Regions from separate parts of the Homo sapiens genome. Here region 1 is linked to region 2. Evidence: chromatin loops called from intact Hi-C (ENCODE). Cell type or tissue: mammary epithelial cell. All regions are shown on one strand.

Evidence for each region. Peaks named below come from ENCODE experiments on the same cell type or tissue, not always from the same donor. Only the 100,000 strongest peaks of a DNase experiment are listed, where the experiment ranks them.
Region 1: it touches region 2 in a loop (2.7-fold over the local background); 1 of 110 quality-filtered maps calls a loop at or near these places.

What each region holds. Positions count from the first base shown.
Region 1 is chr7:38,746,555-38,750,554 of GRCh38, reverse strand. All of the region lies in intron 22 of VPS41 (VPS41 subunit of HOPS complex), which reads left to right. Among named protein-coding and RNA genes, the nearest start is that of AMPH, 120 kb to the right of the region's middle. In mammary epithelial cell, CTCF peaks have their summits at 2,014 (motif pointing right) and 2,404 (motif pointing right); no DNase peak of the experiment used is centred here.
Region 2 is chr7:38,559,887-38,563,886 of GRCh38, reverse strand. All of the region lies in intron 1 of AMPH (amphiphysin), which reads left to right. Among named protein-coding and RNA genes, the nearest start is that of AMPH, 69 kb to the left of the region's middle. In mammary epithelial cell, a CTCF peak has its summit at 2,413; a DNase peak (open chromatin) is centred at 2,546; H3K27ac peaks cover 703 bases.

The sequences.
Region 1 (4,000 bases), 190 kb before region 2:
AACATATTGAATGTAAAAGAACTCAGCACAAGCATAGTAAAACCAATTATGTTTTAGACACAGTTATTTTTAAAAATTTATCTCGTGTCCCACTGAAAGAGAATTTTGAGCATGGATTAGAGGTGGTAATGGTGAAACAGACCATTATAAGATAATCAAGTAGTAATCCATATTTTTAGGACTCCCTAAATGGGTTTTCATGTTTCAGGTTACTGAGACTTCTTCATAAGAGATTATCTGTTTGTCAGGACCTATTGTGGGAAATCTGTATATTTGTAGAAAACATAGCACTCTACCCTATCAGGTACCCAAAGCTGTCTTAAAGGAGAGGTTCATGACAGTATTACTAACTCAAGATTCTCACTCCGTTTTCCTTAAAGTAAGTTCTGGTTGGGTGTGGTAGCCCACACCTCTAATCCCAGCACTTTGGGAAGCTGAGGGTGGGAAAATAGTTTTGGGCCAGGAGTTTGAGACCAGCCTGGTGAACATAGCAAGACTCTGTCTCTACAAAAATAAAAACATTAGTCCAGTGTAGTGGTACATGCCAGTCAGTATTCATAGCTACTCAGGAAGCTGAGGGAGGAGGAAGTCTTGAGCCCAAGAGTTTGAGGTTACAGTAAGCTATGATTGCACCAGTGCACTCCGGCCTAGGCGAGAAAGCAAAACTCTCTTTAAATAAATAAAAAAGAATAATAAGAAAGAATTCTGTATATACTCAGTCATCTTAGAAACAAATCCCTTTTATGTTTACATGTGACATGAAAAGCTATCGTATGTACCAATTTGCGAATGACAAAGTGGATTTCTCCAATTAAACGCATCCCAAGCTTGCTAGTAAAGGGCACGGAATACCTGTCTGCCTGTTTTGTATAAAGAGCGACTCATAGAAAATGTGATCTCTTTTTCTCCTGAATATGAAATTGAGAACTTTGAAATTATAAAGCCTCCCTTTCCCCAAAGAAATTTCTGTCTGCTTCCTTAGAATTTAGAGATTGTTGAGTCCTATTGGTACAAGAGGATTTTTTGTTCTTTGTTTCTACTTTAAATGAGAAGTGTTTAAGCTTTCAAAGGCATATTCAGAACCCATTGATCCACTGTTGTTTATAATTTACCTCTGGCAGAACACTATATCTTTCTAATTTTGGTTGTCTTCCTTTACTGGGAAGACACTATATCTTTCTAATTTTGGTTGTCTTTCCTTTGGTTGTCTTCCTTTGCCAACAATTGGCTAATTGTTGAGAGGAGGTGATTTCAGATTGGCAACTGATTGAAATCTTCAAGAATCTAGGTTAACCTTATTTTGAATTGATTGAAATCCCACAATCAATAGTATTTGGCCCAAAACTTTGGAAAGATCCTGACGTCACATCAAAAGCCCTAGTTATAGTTATCAAAGGCCAGAGTTCAGGATTTAAAATCACCACGACTCTGAAATTCAAAAATTAATCATAAACTTTTATGAAATTGTTTGTTCTAAAGGAAATACAGAGTTTGTGGGAATTTATAATATCTACAGCAATTTTTAAAGATAATAAAAATTATTTGTATTTCTTTTGTGCTTTATAATGTATGTTGTGCCTTCATGTATATTGTTTTATTTAATCTCTACAAAAGTGCAGTTAGGTGGATAGAGTCGTTTTATACATGACAAGCCAAGTCTTAGGGAGCTGGAAAAAAGCCTAAAGTCTAGAGCTAATAAGTTGAGGGACCAAGACTTAGAACCTGGATGACTTAATTTTAGGCTCTGTATTTTTTCCACTATGTTGGGGAATCATTTTCAGGTTTAAAAAGTTAATGGAAATAAGATATTTCCTAGTATTGCAAGAATCATGAAAGATTATTTTTTTTAACTGTTAAACTGTCCTGTAATTTACAGATGTGGTCATCAGGCACTGGTTTTCATTTTGCAAATCTGATTTGCTTGTGCCTAGAGTGGTTAAGAGCAGATCATCAGTTTTATAGTTCAGCAGATTTATACCGGAATTTGTGATCGCTCTCATATCTAATAGTATTCACAAGGTGGCAGTATTTCTGAATTCGGAAGAATAAAGCTGAGAGATGCCAAGTTTGCAGATTTTCATTAAAGAAATTTAAAGAGAAGATTGGATAAAAGATGACGAGATCAAGGATAGGTAGAAATAATTATTTAATTTACATTTGATAAGGTTCTTATTAGTTACCCTCAGTTTTCTAACTTCATTCTTTACCTTCATACTAAATCAGAAAGAGGAGAATTAAAATATTATTTTTGCATCATTTTTTACTCAAGTTCTATTATTATTCTGATTTTTCACTTCTATTTTCACTGCATTGTCCGCGTGTGTGTGCGCGCACGCGCGCGCATGTGTTGTGTGTGTCTACTTTAAAAATCTTAGTTTCCCTACTGTTTCCTCTAGAGGGAGCACCATGGTCCAGGAACATTCAAGAATCTAAATGCTTTCTTTTTATACTTTACTCAAAATTTCTAGAGATTTCTAAAGTCCATTTTCTCATTTGTGAGAAGAGGATAATTTAAGATACTGTTAGAAACTCATCATGAAACATCTAAAATTATGTGAAATTGAAATTTCAGAGACTCAAATTATCTTTGAACTTGGTGATACTCATCTGCTTACATTCCGTGTCATTCCTAACTTCAGCTTACCTTCAGACATTTCTTCCCACATGACTTCCTTTTTGAAAGTATATACAGGATCTTATAGCCTTGCTATTCTATGGCATATTCTACAGCAATGGAAATGTTTTATAATCTACTCTGTCCCACATAGTAGCCACCAACCACATGTCACAATTGAGTATTTGAAATCTGGCTATTGCTACCAAGGAACTGAATTTCAATTTAATTTAATTTTAATCAATTTAAACTTAAATAGACACATAGAGCAAGTGGCTGCTGTCTTGGATAACTCAGGTGAGGCTTCAAACTGCAAACTCTTTTGTGGTTTGAGACTAGCATGTTCTTAAGCATTCTCATGTGCAGAAGAAAATGGGTAATGGTTCTGTCTGAAATCTTGAATGGTATTTTAAAGTGTGTAAGTGAATTTCCAAGTACAGAATTGATTCATGGATACCTTTTAATAATAAATTATTTTAAGCAGCATAAATGCTTATCATTAGTCAGACTATCTTTCTCTAAACATTCTCCTTATTCAGTTGTATTACAGTGTTCTATTTATCTGTGAATGGCAGTCCCACTCAACTATAAACTATCTGTATCTTAACACCCAGAACAAATCTAGGCACTCAGTTGGCTTCTCAGTGGTTTTTTGTTTGAATCCCGTGTCCTCTGATGTATTTGCACTATTTTGCTTTATTATTTAACTTCTTACTTATGTTTTTTGTCTCTGCAGTAGTATCACTGCAGGAGAGTGAAGAGTTGGTAAGAAAGTTTCATCATTTACAATGGTGATTGACAGGCAAGACCATATAGGAATAGGTAAACCATATTTTTAATCAAAATAAAGGAAGATTTTCTCGGTATTAGCTAGGATTAGATTCAACTGTGAGTGATAAAAATCCCAAAATAATTGTGGCTTAACAGAGCAACAGTTTCTTTTTCTGTCACGTGGAAGTGTTGGTGGAGTGGCCCTGCTGAGAGCACCATGCCGCGGGGTCAGAGACCGGGGCTCCTTCCTCTTGTTCGTCCACCTTGGGTGACCTTGACCTCATGACGTAAGGTAGTGCCATCCAATAGTGGAGAGTCAGGGTAAGGGAAGCATTTCAGGCAAGGGGACGCAATGGAGAGGTGAGCAGAGGCAGGTGAAGCTGCACAGAAATTAAGGGCTAGGTTGTGGATGCCTTGTAAGTCGTGGTAGAGATTCTCAGCTTTAAGTCTGAGTGGAGCGATGCAATAGAAAGTTTTGTAGGCAGGGTATGAGATAAGGTTTCCCAGGTGCACTCATTCATCATACTGCACCCGGTTCAGATGCCACTTCCCCTTGAAGCTTCTCACAAGAGGACCACACAGTTTCAGTGTCCCTCCTCTGTACACATGGCCCTT
Region 2 (4,000 bases):
AAACATGATTCCAGAAGTGTAAAAATAAATAAGTAATCGCAGTAAAAGAACATAAGAAAATATGTCAAATGCTAATGGTGGTGTTTGCTGGTCTTTGAGATAAGAAATATTTCTTTTCTTTAGACTTTCCATGTTTTGGTAACAGAGCACTTATATCTAAATCAGAATTATTCCTAACACTTTTGGGATAATTTTTGTTTTCAAATATGATTCATTTAAAAGTAATGTGTATTATTGCTCTTCTCAAGGTATTTTAAAGTCATGGATCATATGTAAATCTTTCATTCCCCAAATATTTACTGAGCCCCCAAGAGAAAGACTGTAGCTCACAGCTATTCAGATCCTGGGGGCCAGATTCTTAGACTCAAAACCCAATTATAGTACTTTTTGGTTGTATGACTTTTGGAAAGTTACTTAAGTCAGGCCTTTCCTTTTGTGGAGCTCATAGCCTCCTAGGAAATTGAGGTGTGAATACTCACCAAATACCATAGAATGAAATAATTTAATCATGATGTGTTTGTTAAGGCATCTGACTTAGTAGGTTCTCAAATAGAATTTGAGAATAGTATTTGAGAATAAGTGATTGAAATAAATAAATGAAAAAGAATTGGTTTAGAGAGTCTTCTCCTTACAGAAGACTGGTTGGTTCTATGGGGGCATTTATGTGTGCAATTAATAGGCTGCCCCTGGGTGAACCATGGAAAGTAGTTATCCATTCACTCATTCATTCATTCATTCATTCATTCATTCATCATTCAGTGCTTAACAAGTATCTGCATGTGTAGTGATAGGCCTGAAAAATCTCTTTCTAATGCCTTTTCTTTAGAAAACACATTTTAATTCAAATAGGAAAACATAACATGCTTAACAATTGGTTTCCCAACTGGGTGCAAATGTAGTTGACTTCAAGGTACTAGGGTTGAATTCAGGTACTCGTGGCTATGCTCAGTAAGGAGAACTTACAGAAACATTCAGGTAAGCTGTATCTGAGACTAATGATGGCTTGGAATTCTGTTTCAAGTTAAGCTTTACCCCTTTAAAGAAGAGGAAAAATAAGTATGAAGACACACTCCTTGCATTGCTGATTTTTGTTTGTTTATTCCTTTAGCTGCAATATTCTTAATAATGGCACATCACAAATAAAAGATGCTTTTGGTTTTTTTTTCTTTCTCTTACATTTTCACTCCCCTTTTCTCCATACCCCTCTCCTCTCCCTCCCCTCTTCTCCCTCTTTTTGTGCTCATATCATGATTCCTTTGAGTATTTTGTTACAATCCCAATATTGCCTCAGAGGCTGAGACTGTGAGTCTTACCAGCCCCTCTGGACTTAGGATTCCTCAACTTTTGCCTCGGATCTGTCACTTTCATGGTGTGAAAGGCCTTTAAGTCTTTCTTCCCTTCTCTGCTGTGCCAGTAGCTGATAATACATATTTATGAACTAGCGATTCCTTCTTGATGCTGTCAAAGTATTATAAACGACATCACCCCAATTTAAGACGTGCTTTAAAATTAATTGATTTAATTAGAAAAGGAAACTCTAAAGCAGTTAGCATGGCCTCTCCCTGTCAGACAACTAGCTGCTTAGTGCTGCCAGACAATGATGACTTTCTCTTTTGAATGTCAGGTTTATTGGAAAGAATAGAAAGTGTCAATGTGTTTTGCTTAGGATTAAACAAACCATTTTTTTTTCTTTCTCTGTCTAGGGAGGTTGCTCTGTGCTTACCTTGCTGACTTTTTTCATTTTTCTCTTTTAGCCTCACGTTTCCTTCCATGAAATGACTTTTTTCTTCCTCTCCTTCATTTCCACCTATCTCACTTCCCCACCTTGTTTTCTACTTGGCCCTCATCTGAAGTCCCACCGTTTTTGGAAAAGTCTTCTGTCTTAGTCAGCCTCGGCTGCCATAACAAAAAAAAAAAAACATATAGACTGGGTGGTTTAAGTAACAACACTTTTTTTTTTTTCTTACAAGTCCAAGATCAAGGTGCCAGGAGATTCTGGGTCTAGTGAGAAGCCTCTTCTTGCTTTTGCAGATGGCCACCTTCTTGCTGTGTTCTCTTATGGCAGAGAGAGGAAACGCTGGTGTCTGTTCCTCTCCTTATAAGGACGTTAATCTCATTATGGGGGCTTCATCCCAAGGACCTCATCTAAACCTATTTGCCTCCCAGAGGCCCCATCTCCAAGTACCATGGCATTGAAGATTAGGGTTTCAACATATGAATTTCGCTGGGACACAAACATTCAGTTCTCAGCACCCTCCTTCATCTGAACCGGAAGTGGTTCCACCTTTCTCCTTCATTGAGGGTTCAATCAAGTGCCAGTCATGAAGCTCTGTGGTTTTATTTTTCTCTCCTCTGCTTCTCTCTAAACAGGATAAGCTCAGGAATGCCAGCATTTCGCCCTCTTTCTGTTGTGCAGTGCCTAGCACAATGCTTGACACATGTTGGCACTCTGCTTCTTGACTGAGTCAGTGACTGATGCATGACCCATTGTGCTGGTACCTCTGGGCTGTACATATGACACTTTCTGGAGGATAAGACAGGGCTAGCAGTCTAACCTCATGAGAGGAACCAGGTATTGCTCATTTAGCTTGGAATGTTGATAACTATTAAACAGTCATGCTTTCAGGGCTGGAGGGGAACTTCGTGGTTCGTTATTCAACACCTACCTATTTCCAAATAGGAAAGATGAATATAGGAGAGGTTCAGTGACTTGCTGAGATCTCACATGGCAGTGGCCATATGCCTTCCCTGTTAGTTTAACCACATGCCTGCTGTGGGTCTTGGTTACTGGCCTGCAAATACTGACATTTAAGTGCTTCAGGAAAGGCTAAGCATCTGTTGATGCTTCATTAAAGATAACTTTTCCTAGTGAAAGAGTTAACTTGCTTTAATTGAAAGCATGGGTTTTTAAAGTTTCCTGATAGCCCAAGTTTGAGAGAACAAGTAATAAATATAACATATCATTTAGCCAATGGCAGAGGTATCACATTCTGATTCTAGAAAATAAAATAGCCAGACTTCAGCCTCACCCCAGACCAAGGAAATCAGCATCCCTGAGGATGGGCCTAGTGCATCAGTATTTTTTCGAAGCTACCCAGGTGATTGTGCTGTGCTGCAGCTAGCCTTGGGAACCACCCTAGGAGTGGTACTCAATTCAAAACTGTTGGGAATGAGGTAGGCTGCAAACAACACAAAATAAAACAAACAAACATGCATTGTGCTACTGGCTTGGATTTAGAACAAGTTCTCTTCTTGAACAGACATAACCCATCTAGCAGTGCTGTCTGGATGAGAGGAATGTGGCCCAAGTTACGTTGTGCTACTGATAATACTGCAAAGATGTCAGAGCTTTACTTTCTAAATTCTTGTGCCAGCTAGCTTGCACTGTGTAACAAACCATCCCAAAACTTAGTGGCTGAAAACAACAAATGTTTATCATTTCTCTCAATTCCATGGGCCAGGTGGGAATTCTCCTGGTCTGGGCTGTCTCAGCTAATATCAACTGAGGTTGCAAGTTTCTGGGGCTGGATGGACTGATAGGTGGTTGATTCGCTATTGGCTGGGGCGGTTGGGATGAGATGGCTGTGTGTACTGCATCATCTAACAAACTAGCCTGGGTTTGTCCACAGAGAGGAGGGCCCAGGATTCTTAAGCAAAAGAAAGTATAATCATGAGTAGGGACTTTTCAAGCCTCCGCTTGCCTATAGTTTGTTAAATTCTCATTGGCCACAGAAAATCACTTGGCTAATTTCAAATTCAAGGGTGGAGAGATAGCCTTCACCTCTTCATGGGAGGAGCTGAAGGGTCACACTGCGAAGCAGACTGCATACAGGAAATGAAAGATTTTGTGGGCCTTTTTGTAACCACAGTATACCAATGAGCAGAATTCCATATGAAACAGAAGAATTATCTGTGGATGCCACTTTTGTTTTATCATATTGCTTTGTGCTTCAAGTGGACTGGTTAGGTGATCCCAGCCACTAATCCATGTATACAGGCG